Linked DNA regions of Homo sapiens: region 2 is linked to region 1. A link is an interaction called in ENCODE POLR2A ChIA-PET data of the cell type or tissue named here. Cell type or tissue: GM12878. All regions are shown on one strand. Each heading gives the region's core, and the rest is flanking DNA. Links, peaks and the distances in the headings are about the cores only. Region 1 overlaps CD48 (CD48 molecule). Region 2 overlaps SLAMF1 (signaling lymphocytic activation molecule family member 1).

Evidence for each region. ChIA-PET counts read pairs that join two places held together with the same protein. Peaks named below come from ENCODE experiments on the same cell type or tissue, not always from the same donor. Only the 100,000 strongest peaks of a DNase experiment are listed, where the experiment ranks them.
Region 2: POLR2A ChIA-PET joins it to region 1 with 15 read pairs; 4 of 35 experiments call an interaction of 5 or more read pairs at or near these places.

Annotation. Positions count from the first base shown.
Region 1 is chr1:160,705,778-160,711,160 of GRCh38, forward strand. The region is part of intron 1 of CD48 (CD48 molecule); the gene reads right to left. Among named protein-coding and RNA genes, the nearest start is that of CD48, 3.4 kb to the right of the region's middle. RefSeq lists an enhancer at 2,948-3,017. In GM12878, for the core only: no CTCF peak of the experiment used is centred there; a DNase peak (open chromatin) is centred at 3,238; H3K4me3 peaks cover 4,911 bases; H3K27ac peaks cover 5,000 bases.
Region 2 is chr1:160,637,802-160,643,184 of GRCh38, forward strand. The region is part of intron 1 of SLAMF1 (signaling lymphocytic activation molecule family member 1); the gene reads right to left. Among named protein-coding and RNA genes, the nearest start is that of SLAMF1, 6.6 kb to the right of the region's middle. RefSeq lists an enhancer at 2,769-2,928. In GM12878, for the core only: no CTCF peak of the experiment used is centred there; no DNase peak of the experiment used is centred there; H3K4me3 peaks cover 4,700 bases; H3K27ac peaks cover 4,727 bases.

The DNA.
Region 1 (5,383 bases), core at 281-5,280:
ACATAATTCTTTTTTGTAGGGGGCTGTTCTGTGCATTGTAAGATGTTTGCCAGCATTCCTGGTATCTGCCCACTAGGTGCCAGTAACACTTGTCCAGTTGTGACAGCCAAAAATGTATCCAGATATTGCCAAATGTCCCTTGAGGGACAAAATTCTCCCACATTCACCCTGGTTGAGAAGTACTGAGCTAGGTCATCTTTGGCAGACTCCCCAGGATGTCTCAGACTTACACTCAGGAAGATAGCACAATCCACTGTCTGATGACAGAGGCAGGTAGTAACACCAGACAGATCACTTATATATATATAATTTTTTTTATGGAGTTTCACTTTTGTCACCCAGGCTGGAGTGCAGTGGTGCAATCTCAGCTCACTGCAACCTCCACCCCCCAGGTTCAAGCAATTCTCCTGCCTCAGCCTCCCAAGTAGCTAGGATTACAGGCATGCACCACCACGCCGGGCTAATTTTTTGTATTTAGTAGATACGGGGTTTCACCATGTTGGTCAGGCTAGTCTCAAACTCCTGACCTCAGGTGATCCACCTGCTTCGGCCTCCCAAAGTGCTGGGATTACAGGTGTGAACCACCATGCTCAGCCAATTTCAGTATATTATGAGTGCTGATGACAGGTAAGCATACAGTATTGTATCTTTCTTCTCTCCCTCCTTAACCACCCATGTGTAACAATTCCAAAAAGGCTGTCCTGATGGTTGGCTGTAACTTCTTACCGAGAAATAAAGAAGTGATTAACTGCTGATAAAATCTTGATTTGCCTTCTTAACAATTCCACTTTTTAGGAAGTAGCTGAAGCAACCTTTTAAAAAACTACTATTTTGATTTAATTCTAACAGGAAGTATTTGGTGATATGTCTGGATGATTGGGATAAAGTAACAAAGTTGGATCTTATTCTTTTACTTTCTTAATGAACTCGCTTTCACTTTTAAAAAAAAGAAGAAGAAATAGAACCAGATCCTGTCTGTGCCCGCCCATGTTTCTAGTCTGTAGAAAAACAGAATTGTAACGGGAAAAAATTCAGATCAAAGGAAGTCATAATCCCAGGACCATAGAGTCTCCCCAGGAAAGGGAAAGGTTTTAAAGAGTAAGTTCCGGTTACTCCAATAAAACAAGACACATGGTTGGCTTCTTTGGTTTCCTCATATATTGAGAAAAATAAAAATAATAAAAACAAAACACATGGTTTCTAGTAAAACTCTTAAGGAAGAAAAGAAGATGAGTGTTAAGGATGTGGAGACAGAGTTACCTGAAGCTCTCTCATAAGATTAAATATTTAACAAGCCTGTACAACCCTTTTTAGGAAGTAATTTTGCAATAGCTACCAAGACCTCAGGTTTGTGTCTTGGTGAGAAGCTGAGCAGGCTACTATTTTTTGAGATGGGAACTATAATGAGTTCAGTGGGCAACACTGCAATGCAATCTGAAGGTGAGGAAGGAGAAACAATAAAAATAGACTCTTCTCTTCAGACGTTGCAATTTGAATGGGAAAAAGAATGGTAGGGCGGTATGTAAAGGGTCATGAAAAAGTAGAGAGTATTTTGTTTTTGTTATTCAAGTAGGGAAAGACCTAAGCTATGGTAGGCCAAGGAAAGGATTCAGTGGAGGGAAGACATGAAGAGAAGGGAGGTGATTGACGAGCCTGGGCTAGTGGGACTCAGAGCAGAGTTAGTGGCACAGGTCTTGACTGGGAGGAGGGACACTTCATCCTCTGAGGGAAAAGAGAAGGAGGAAAGACAGCTGGTGGTGGAGAAAAGTTACCAGTTTGAAGATAGTGGGCAGGAAGTTGAAGGGCTTCCTGCCTAATGGTCTCTAGTTTCGATTTCTTCTGCAAAGAAGGAGGCACATGCTTTGCTGAGAGGGCAGAGGACTGAGGTAAGGGGCCTTGAGGATAGGGTGAAAGTTTGAAATAGCCACTGTGGGAAATGGGAGAAAGAATTTATCAGGGCCAGTAAGAGCTACTCTGAGACCCCAGCTTGACTGAAACAATGACTCAAAATTTATTCCTTCCTTCTTTCCTTTGCTCCCTCCCTCCATCCACCCATCCCTCCATGCATACATGCGTACATGAACTTCCTCATGTATTCACTCATCGAATAACTATGCAGTAAGCAGTTACTATGTGCTTGGCTCTGTAAGGGTGCAATAGATAGATGTGGCTCCTTCCCTTGAGCTTCATTCCAGTGAATCAACAAAATTAATCAGATGATTTCGCTATTGGTGATAAGTGTTAGGAAAAGGAAAATACGGAATGCTTAGAGGGCATATAAAAGGGAGCACCTCACTTGAATTTGGGGGTTGAGAATGGCTTCTGTACGAGGAATTAGCCTAAGTGGGATGAAACCAGGGAAAGATGACGACTGGGGGTAGTGAATATTCCAACAAGAGGGAAAAAGAATCAAACGCCCAGAAACACAAAAATGAAATTCATTTGCGGAGTAGGAAGTAGCTCACTGGCTAGGACATAGACTAAGGAGGGTAGCAAGTGAGCTCATTATGAAATGTGAACTTTAGGCTCACAGCTTCTGCTTTCTCATTTCCCACAGTGGCCACTAAAGATTTTAAGCAGAAGAGTGATGCAAACAGAGAACCATTTTAGAAAATGTATACCGACAGCAGGGTAGAGAACAGGTTAGCTAGAGAGAATGCAGTAAATAGAGCAGTTAGGATAGTGGATCATTGTGGAAATTGGTGATAAGAGAAAATGGTGGCTTGATCTGAGATAGGTAGCATGGGGCTGGATGGAATTGGACATATTTGAGAGATATTTTTGAAAGTAGAATTAACAGGACTTACTCATTGGGCATGAGAAGCAAGGGAGAGAAAAGAAGCAAGGATGACTCCTAGAATTCTGGCCTGAGCAACTAGACAAGTGGAGATGTCATTTATAGAGGTGGGGAACAGTGGAGGAGCAGTAGGTTTGGGGGAAGAAGGATTGTAGTATTTTTTTTTAAGTCTGTAAATTTTTTGATGGTCCTCTCATCAAATGATGGACTTTGTGCCCCTTCACCTTGAAATTGAGTAGGCTCGGTGATGGCTTCAATGAATGGAATACACCGGAAGTGTGACCTGCAAAGCTAGCTTAGAAAAGACCATGCAGCATTTGCCTATTTCTCTTGGGACACCAACTCTGGGAGGCTTCTGCTGAGTGGCACTAGCCACCCAGCACTTTGAGCCTCCCTCTGTTCAGGCAGTAGCCCTGTGAGTGAAGAGCCTTGCATGACTCTAGGCCACACCATGATCTGATTGCAAGCACATGAAAAGCACATGAAAGTGAGACAGGATGAACAGTCTTCCCCCAAATCTGTGGGCAAAGTAAATCATTGTTATTATTTTAAGCCACGGTATTGTGGCAGCTTGTTAAATAGCAATACATAGCGGAAACAGAGATGATGACTTAAGTTTTAGACACGTGTCTGGAGAGTCTAGAGAAGATGTTTAAGAGACAGAAGTTCTGATCTTGGGCTCAGGAGACTGCTTGGGGCTTAAGAATTTACTGATGCTCTTCCCAGGTTTTCATCTGTATCGGATTCCGCATGTGTCACAATTGCAAAGCAATTGCACATTTTTTATTTTATTTGATCTTAATAGCAACCCCTTGAAGAAATGAGGAACAGATTATTATACCCATTATGGAGCTGAGGAAGCTGAGGCTCAGGAAGCTTTAATGACTTGTTGAAAATTCCACAGCATGGAACCCAGATAGAACTAGGTCATCTCATTTCTAGTACAATACTCTGTCTACTTCATCCTGCTAAGTGTTGTGGACAGATGGGGAATTGGGTAGTTGTGGAGCATGCCCTAAATCATTGCCTTGAAACCAAAGAACTGAGAAACCCAAGTCTGAGGAGAGAAGGAAGAAGAGAGCTAAGAGTGCTTCTCAAAGTTTTCCACAGAAGCATCCCTTACGGCAGAGGAGAGAACTACTTGCACTTCTCAGGAAGATATGGATGTGTAGTCCAAAAGGAAGTTTTTTGAAGTTGTTCATTCATTTGTGTAACAATTATTTATTGAGCACATGCCACACTCCAGGCCTGTGCTAAGTTCAGCAGCACAACACTGCACATGGTTTCTGTCCTCAAAAAGTTCAAGGAAACAGATGATCCACCAAGCAATTCACAAACCATAATCTGGAGCCTGAGGTTCCCATCTAACCATGCCTTCAGAACACAGTCACAGGCAGACAGTCCAAGAAGAAGTCACATAAAAACAGAAGCCTAAAAGAGAGGCAGGGAGAGGGCAGGAGGGAGAGAAATCTAGGTGGAAAGAAGGCATGTACATAAGCCCAGAGGTAAGAGAAAACGCCTCTTTTAAGGCAAACAGTAAAATTAAGAGATTTAGACACATTGACCTTCACCAAGATTCCCTCGCCTTAGTCTAGGAAAGGTATAATCATAATAGAATGGTTTGGAAGTTAGACCTGTGTGCCCTTAGGAGAATTTCTTAATCTCTCTGCAAGACAGTATTCTCATCTGAAAAATGTAGATAATAATAGCCACCTCACTATTTTCTAATGAAAGTTAAATGAAAAAGTATGCAAAAGGCCTAGCACAATGTCTGACACACAGTAAGTGCTTAATTTGTATTTTACTAACCCAGGTTATAGCCCGGGTGTTATAACCCAGGTTTACTAACCTCATCAAAACCAATATTATCCATTCAAAGGATAACATAATCAGGTGTGGTCTGATTGTTTCAAAGAAGAATAAATGACCAAGATGAAGCCTAGAAAAGAAGTCAGAGAAAGGTCAACTGTCAGGATGTTTTCAGTATGCCTAGAGAAAGTCCTAAAATATTCCAATTCTCATTGGCAACCCTGCTTTTCCCAATAGTTAGATGAATACTTCACATCAGCCCCCAATCCCAAGGTCATACCAATGTCCTATGCATTGAGTCAGGCCCACAGAACCTATATAGCCGTAGACTCACACAGTCATGAACCAAAGGACTCTACCTGAGAGGTAGAATATGTGAGAGACCGATCCTCCACACATTCTACCTCATCTCCCCAAAAGTTACAAACTATCATCATTTTATGCCACAGTGTGACTACCACATGTTTGTTGATTTTTACTGTTTTACTCAGAGTGGTGAGCATTAAAGCCCTTTAAATTAAAAAGACTTGAGTATTTACTTGGGGGAATAGCAAGAAAGTCAAAGGTTTCACTGCTGTTTCTCAGCTGGCATAAGAAGAGAGGTACTGGATGAAGAAAGAGGGTGAGGCAGCTCTAACAGGAGAAGGAAAGTTAGCTCAGCCCTTGGTCACACACCGGGGACCGAACAGGCTGTGGCAGAGGAATGGACCTTAACTCTTAGCAATCAGATGTGTTAAGGTTCCTTTGATGCTGAAGCACTTCCAGCCTCTTCTCAGA
Region 2 (5,383 bases), core at 184-5,183, 68 kb before region 1:
TCAGGCATCTAAAAAGCACAGAGAAGTTAAATGGCTTCCCTAACTAGTAAGTGGCAGAGTCAGGATTAGAATTCAGTTCTGCTAATTCCTCTACCAGGGTTTTTTCCACCATTGAATATACAGGATGAAGGATGGAGAGCAAATAAAAGTGATTCTGAGCTCATGAGCCCAGGAAGCATTTCAGATCATGAGGAAAACAGAAAAATCTGAGGAATGTGGAGTCAGGAAGTGATAAGCCCAGTGTTCAAACTGTGGAATCCTCTCTCTCCAAACACCCTGAGATAGTTAATAATGTCGACAGTGAGATATTACTGTATTTCTCTTTTCCAAAAAAGCTGAGCCAACAACAAGGTTAAAAAAAAAAATACCAAGAGCCTTTCAAACCACTATGAGGGTTCCTGCTGCTGATTATTTCACACCTCCTCTCTCCTCAAACCCACAACCTGCCTTTCCCCCTCCTCTCTCATGTGACGACTTTGCTTTTTGTTTCACTGAAGTATAAAATAGAAAACACAAAAAGAGAACTTCCACTTATTACCACCACTAAATCAACCTACCTACCTGGATGGATGGTCTACATTCCCACTTAAGTCGAGCCTCTTCCTCCACGGAGCACTCACCTACTTCAAGGCTTTGTTTCGGCAATTGCCTCTGTCCCTCACATTATCAGGTTTTTTTTTACTAGGTTATTTCCATCAATACACAACATATAAACTTGTAGTTTCCTTATATTAAAACTATCTCCCCTGATCCCAGGTCCATCCCCAGATACCTCTCCATTTCTGTTTTCCTTTACAGCAAAGTGCTTTAATGTGTGTTTATAGTTTCTTTTCCCATTTCCAGACCCATTTTTCCTTGGACCCACTATAAACAGGTGTTCTTCCCCACTGCTCGCTGGAACCACCTTTGTCAAGGTCACTGTCTACTCCACTAAGCCAAGTCAAAGTTCTTATCTTACTTGCTTTCTCAGGGGTACTTGACATAGTTCATCCATCCCTCCTTCAAACGCTGTCATCATTTGGCTCAGGGAACAACATACTCTCCCGGTTTTTCTCCTATCCTATATAGGTTGCCTCTGCTCAGTTTTCTTGGCAGGAGCCTTCTGCTCTTCTGGACTTCTAAATACTGGAGCATCTCAGTACTCGGAGTTCTCATTCTCATCCACACTCATCCAGTTTCTCACCCAATTGCACAGTCTGACATATTTCTGGGATGCTACAGGGTTATATCTCCCAACCAAAACCTTCACTGCACTCCCAACTGCCTACACAAGACAGGACTTGGAGGTCTAAAGGGCATTTCAAACTTAGCAAACAAACTCTTGGTTCCAGAACACCTTCTGCAAACATTATAATTCAGCCAATTTGTCAGGCCAAAACACTGGAAACATCCTTGATTCCTTTCTTTCTCGCATACTCCAAACTCAATTTTTTTTTTTCTGTGAGATGGAGTCTTGTGCTGTCGCCCAGGCTGGAGTGCAATGTTGCGATCTCGGCTCACTGCAACCTCTGCCTCCCGGGCTCAAGCAAGTCCCCTGCCTCAGTCTCCTGGGTAGCTGGGATTACAGGTGCCTGCCACCATGCACTGCTAATTTTTTGTATTTTTAGTAAAGACGGGGTTTCACCATGTTGGCCAGGCTGGTTTCGAACTCCTGACCTCAAGTGATCTGCCCGCCTCGGCCTCCCAAAGTGCTGGGATTACAGGCATGAGCCACTGTGCCCAGCCATACTCCACACTCATTTTAACAGCAAATCCTCCTGGCTCTGACTTCAAAATATGTCTGGTATCTGAACCCTTTTCACCTCCTGCATTTCCACCACCATCATCCCAGGCCTGGGTACTGCCGTCTTCTTCCAGCTGATCTCCCTGCATTCATACAATAGATGGAATCATCTTTAAAAACCATGTCCTATTTTGTCTCTCTCCTGCTTTTAAATTTCTGTGGCTTTCTAGCACCGATAGAATAAAACCATAGTCCATTATTGATATGGCTTCAAAGGCCCTGCATGCCCAGTCCGTGGCACTGTTCCAACTCCATTTCCTGCCCTCCTCTTTGCTCACTGTGCTACGGCCACACTGGCTCCTGGCTGTTTCTTAAACCCACCAAGAACATTCCTGTCTCAGAACTTTTGCTTTTGCTGTTCCTCTCTCTGAAGAATTTCTTCCCTTCCATACCTGGGTAGCTCATTCTTTCACTTTATTTTAGGTATCTGCTCAAAACAGTTTCTCCTCCAAGAGGCCTCCTCTGACCATCTATCTAAAATAGCTTTGTGTTTCTTTCTGCACTTATCACTGCATTATATTATACTGTATATTTGTTTGTTTTATTTTTGTCTCTCCCACTAGAATGCAAAAGCCTCAAGAGGAAGAACTTCATTTTGTTCACTATTTTGACCCCAAGACCTACAAACAGGTGCTATGTGCTTAGTATATAGGAGGCATTTAATAAATATCTGTTCAATGAATGAATGCTGAAAACCATAATACCTGACCAAAGCCTCTTATTTAGGTTATTAGGTTTGTCATATATATATATATATATATATATATATATATATACACACACACACACACATATATATATATACACACACACATACATATATATATACATACACATATATATATATCTGAACTTAACCATAAGCTAGTGTTCATAAAAGAAGGAGCCCATGACTCAAAGAGAGCATAGATTGTTCTAGCTGATAAGAAAGTCAGAGAGTAAAATAGAACCATCAGCTTAAGTAATGCAGCTACCTAGAAGAGACTCTTTCACAACTGACTTGTGGCTAAGATGAGCTATTGGAAAATTGGACACACTGGCCCAAATATTCTTGTCACCAAAATACCCCGAAATCCCCATGTTGCTCAGTAAAGGGCTCAGCTAATAGTAGACTAGAGATTCAGTGATTGGGGAAGAAGAAAAAGAAGTCTATCTGGGCTAAAATCTGGCCTAGAGTGATTGAAATTCTTAATTGTTGAGGAAAAGTGAGAAAGGCAATTAGGCATTTGTCTTTTAAAATATTGCGAATATATTAAGCTTAAAACAGAGTGCTCTCCCCTGCTGCTTGATGACATGAGGAACATTATAGTTATTGTGGTGGTGGTGGTTGTTTTTACATTAATATACTGGGAAGCATGTTGGATTTTCTTCCACCACACTTATGGATGCCTGACTGTCTAGATAATGTGACCCCTTTGGTGGCTACATACCTGACTTGTAGGCACAGTACCTAAAAGAGTAACTTCTTGAATCCTGAACCTAAACTTCTGTGTATAAAGAAATGAGAAAAAATTTAAAGCCATATGTGCAAGTATGAACTTCCAGACTTTTGTATAAAAAGTTGTATAGATGAGCGTATACATATTTTTCTGGGAGCACATCCATAAATGCCATCTCTTAAAGGGATCTGAGATTCAAAACAAGATTAAAAATTGCTAGCGTAGTGTTGATTTTTAAAGACCAACTTTGATAGGGAGAAAAAAAGAATAAAAAATCCCATTTTCAGGCCATAACCCATCGCCACCACTCCCCAAAATGGCTCCCATGCACTCCTTCCCCACCTAACCTTGCACACTCTTTGCGCCATGGTTGCTTTCAGAACTTGGAGTTGATTGGGGGAGGAGAAAGAGGGATATAAGAGAGGTAGGGAATAACCAAAAAAATAAAAAAATAAAAAAATAAAATAAACGAAAGAACATAGAAGGAGAAAGAGGAAGAGGAAAAGGGAGGGGTAGATGAGAGAGGCTGAGTGGTTTTATGCACACTCAGTCATGAGGAGTGGAACCAAAACTTCATCAGGAAGAGACCCTTATACCCCACAACCCACATAAAGAATGATGACGCAATACCTGAGTGTGTGAGTGTTGGGGTCTGGAGGGGGTACTTGAGATCACCCTCACATAAGCACAAGGTGGAAAAATAAGTGGGGGCTTTAAAGTGGTTCATAAAACCCCTCGAGTGGCGTCCCTGCTCCTGAAACATCCTGCTAGATGAGTGTTTTCCAGTGTGTCTGTGATTCAGCCAGCCCTTATTTACTAAAAGAGTCTGGGAGGAAACATTTGTAGCTGTTAACACCAACTCACTTTCCTTCATGGGTAATTCTACTTCGAAAAATGAGTGATTCACATGGGCCTATGGAGTTTGGTCAAAAATTATTAATAGTAGGATTTAGCCAACCCTCTCACAAGATGGGCTTCTACCTAATGATAACTCTTTTTGTTTTATTGTATTATATTTTTTTGCCTAGCCCTGACACTTTCATATGTGCTTTTAGCATCTTGCTACAGTATTCTTTCAGGTACAGAAGGAACAGAACTTACAGACCCCACAGTTCTTTTGGTAAATTTAGGCTCAGAAAGAAAAGACATCTTGTCTGTGTTTGCTTTTTAAACTGTATCCCCATCAGTCAAAGTCCTATTTTTATTATTTGGCACTGCTGGGTCTTTCTATCTTAGACTATTAGTATGTACGTTCCCTAGCCTTAGAGGCTATAACCACTCTTTATTTGCCTAGCTAACAACTTCCATCTTTCTGGTCTCCATTTTGACATCTCTTTCATAGGGAAGACTTTCCTGACTCCTGACTTAGGTTGGGTTTTCCTGTCACAGACTTCCAATGGACAATGAACGCACTCCTTCATATCATTCATCACGTGTTCAACTCTGGTTCAATGCCTGTAATCCCCCACTCTTATAAGCTTCCAAGAGTAGGGACTGTGTCTGTTTTATTCACTACAGTATCCCTAACACCCACCTGGGACATAGTAGGAGCTCAGTAAATCCTTGTTGCCCAAGTGAATTAATAAAACAGAATGGGATGAATGAAAAATGAGCAAATGACAACACAGAGTCCAAGTTCTCCTCCCTCCAAAAGCAGAATGTACTCTGATTTGCCTTTATAGTATCCCTAAGAGGTATATTATGGAAGAAAGTGGTGGGGACCCTTTTCCCCACTTGCCAGCTGAGGACATGGAAGTGCCTTAAATATAAACCCTAGGTTTCAGGTACAACAGACAACTTGCCAAGAACACTTGAAACCCTTTACCTCTGCATTTGTGCCTCCTTCTAGAACGCTCCTTCTCAAGTTCCATAAAAATCAAGCCCATCGGACCCATTTATTTGGGGCTAAGTTTTTAATATTCATTTTTATTAACTTTATCCCAAATGTGCACATGAGATATACTGGATTAGAGTTAAATTTCTTATTAAATGACTCACAGTAAATAGTAAATGCTTTGGCCCCCCACTTCCCCCTAGGATGATGTGATAAGAGCAAGGTCAATTGCTCTATGTGAGTAAACAGACACTCCATAGGTAAGAAACAAGGACAAATTATTTTCCCTACCTATAAAAGAGGGAGGAGGCAGCTATCCCCCCTCCC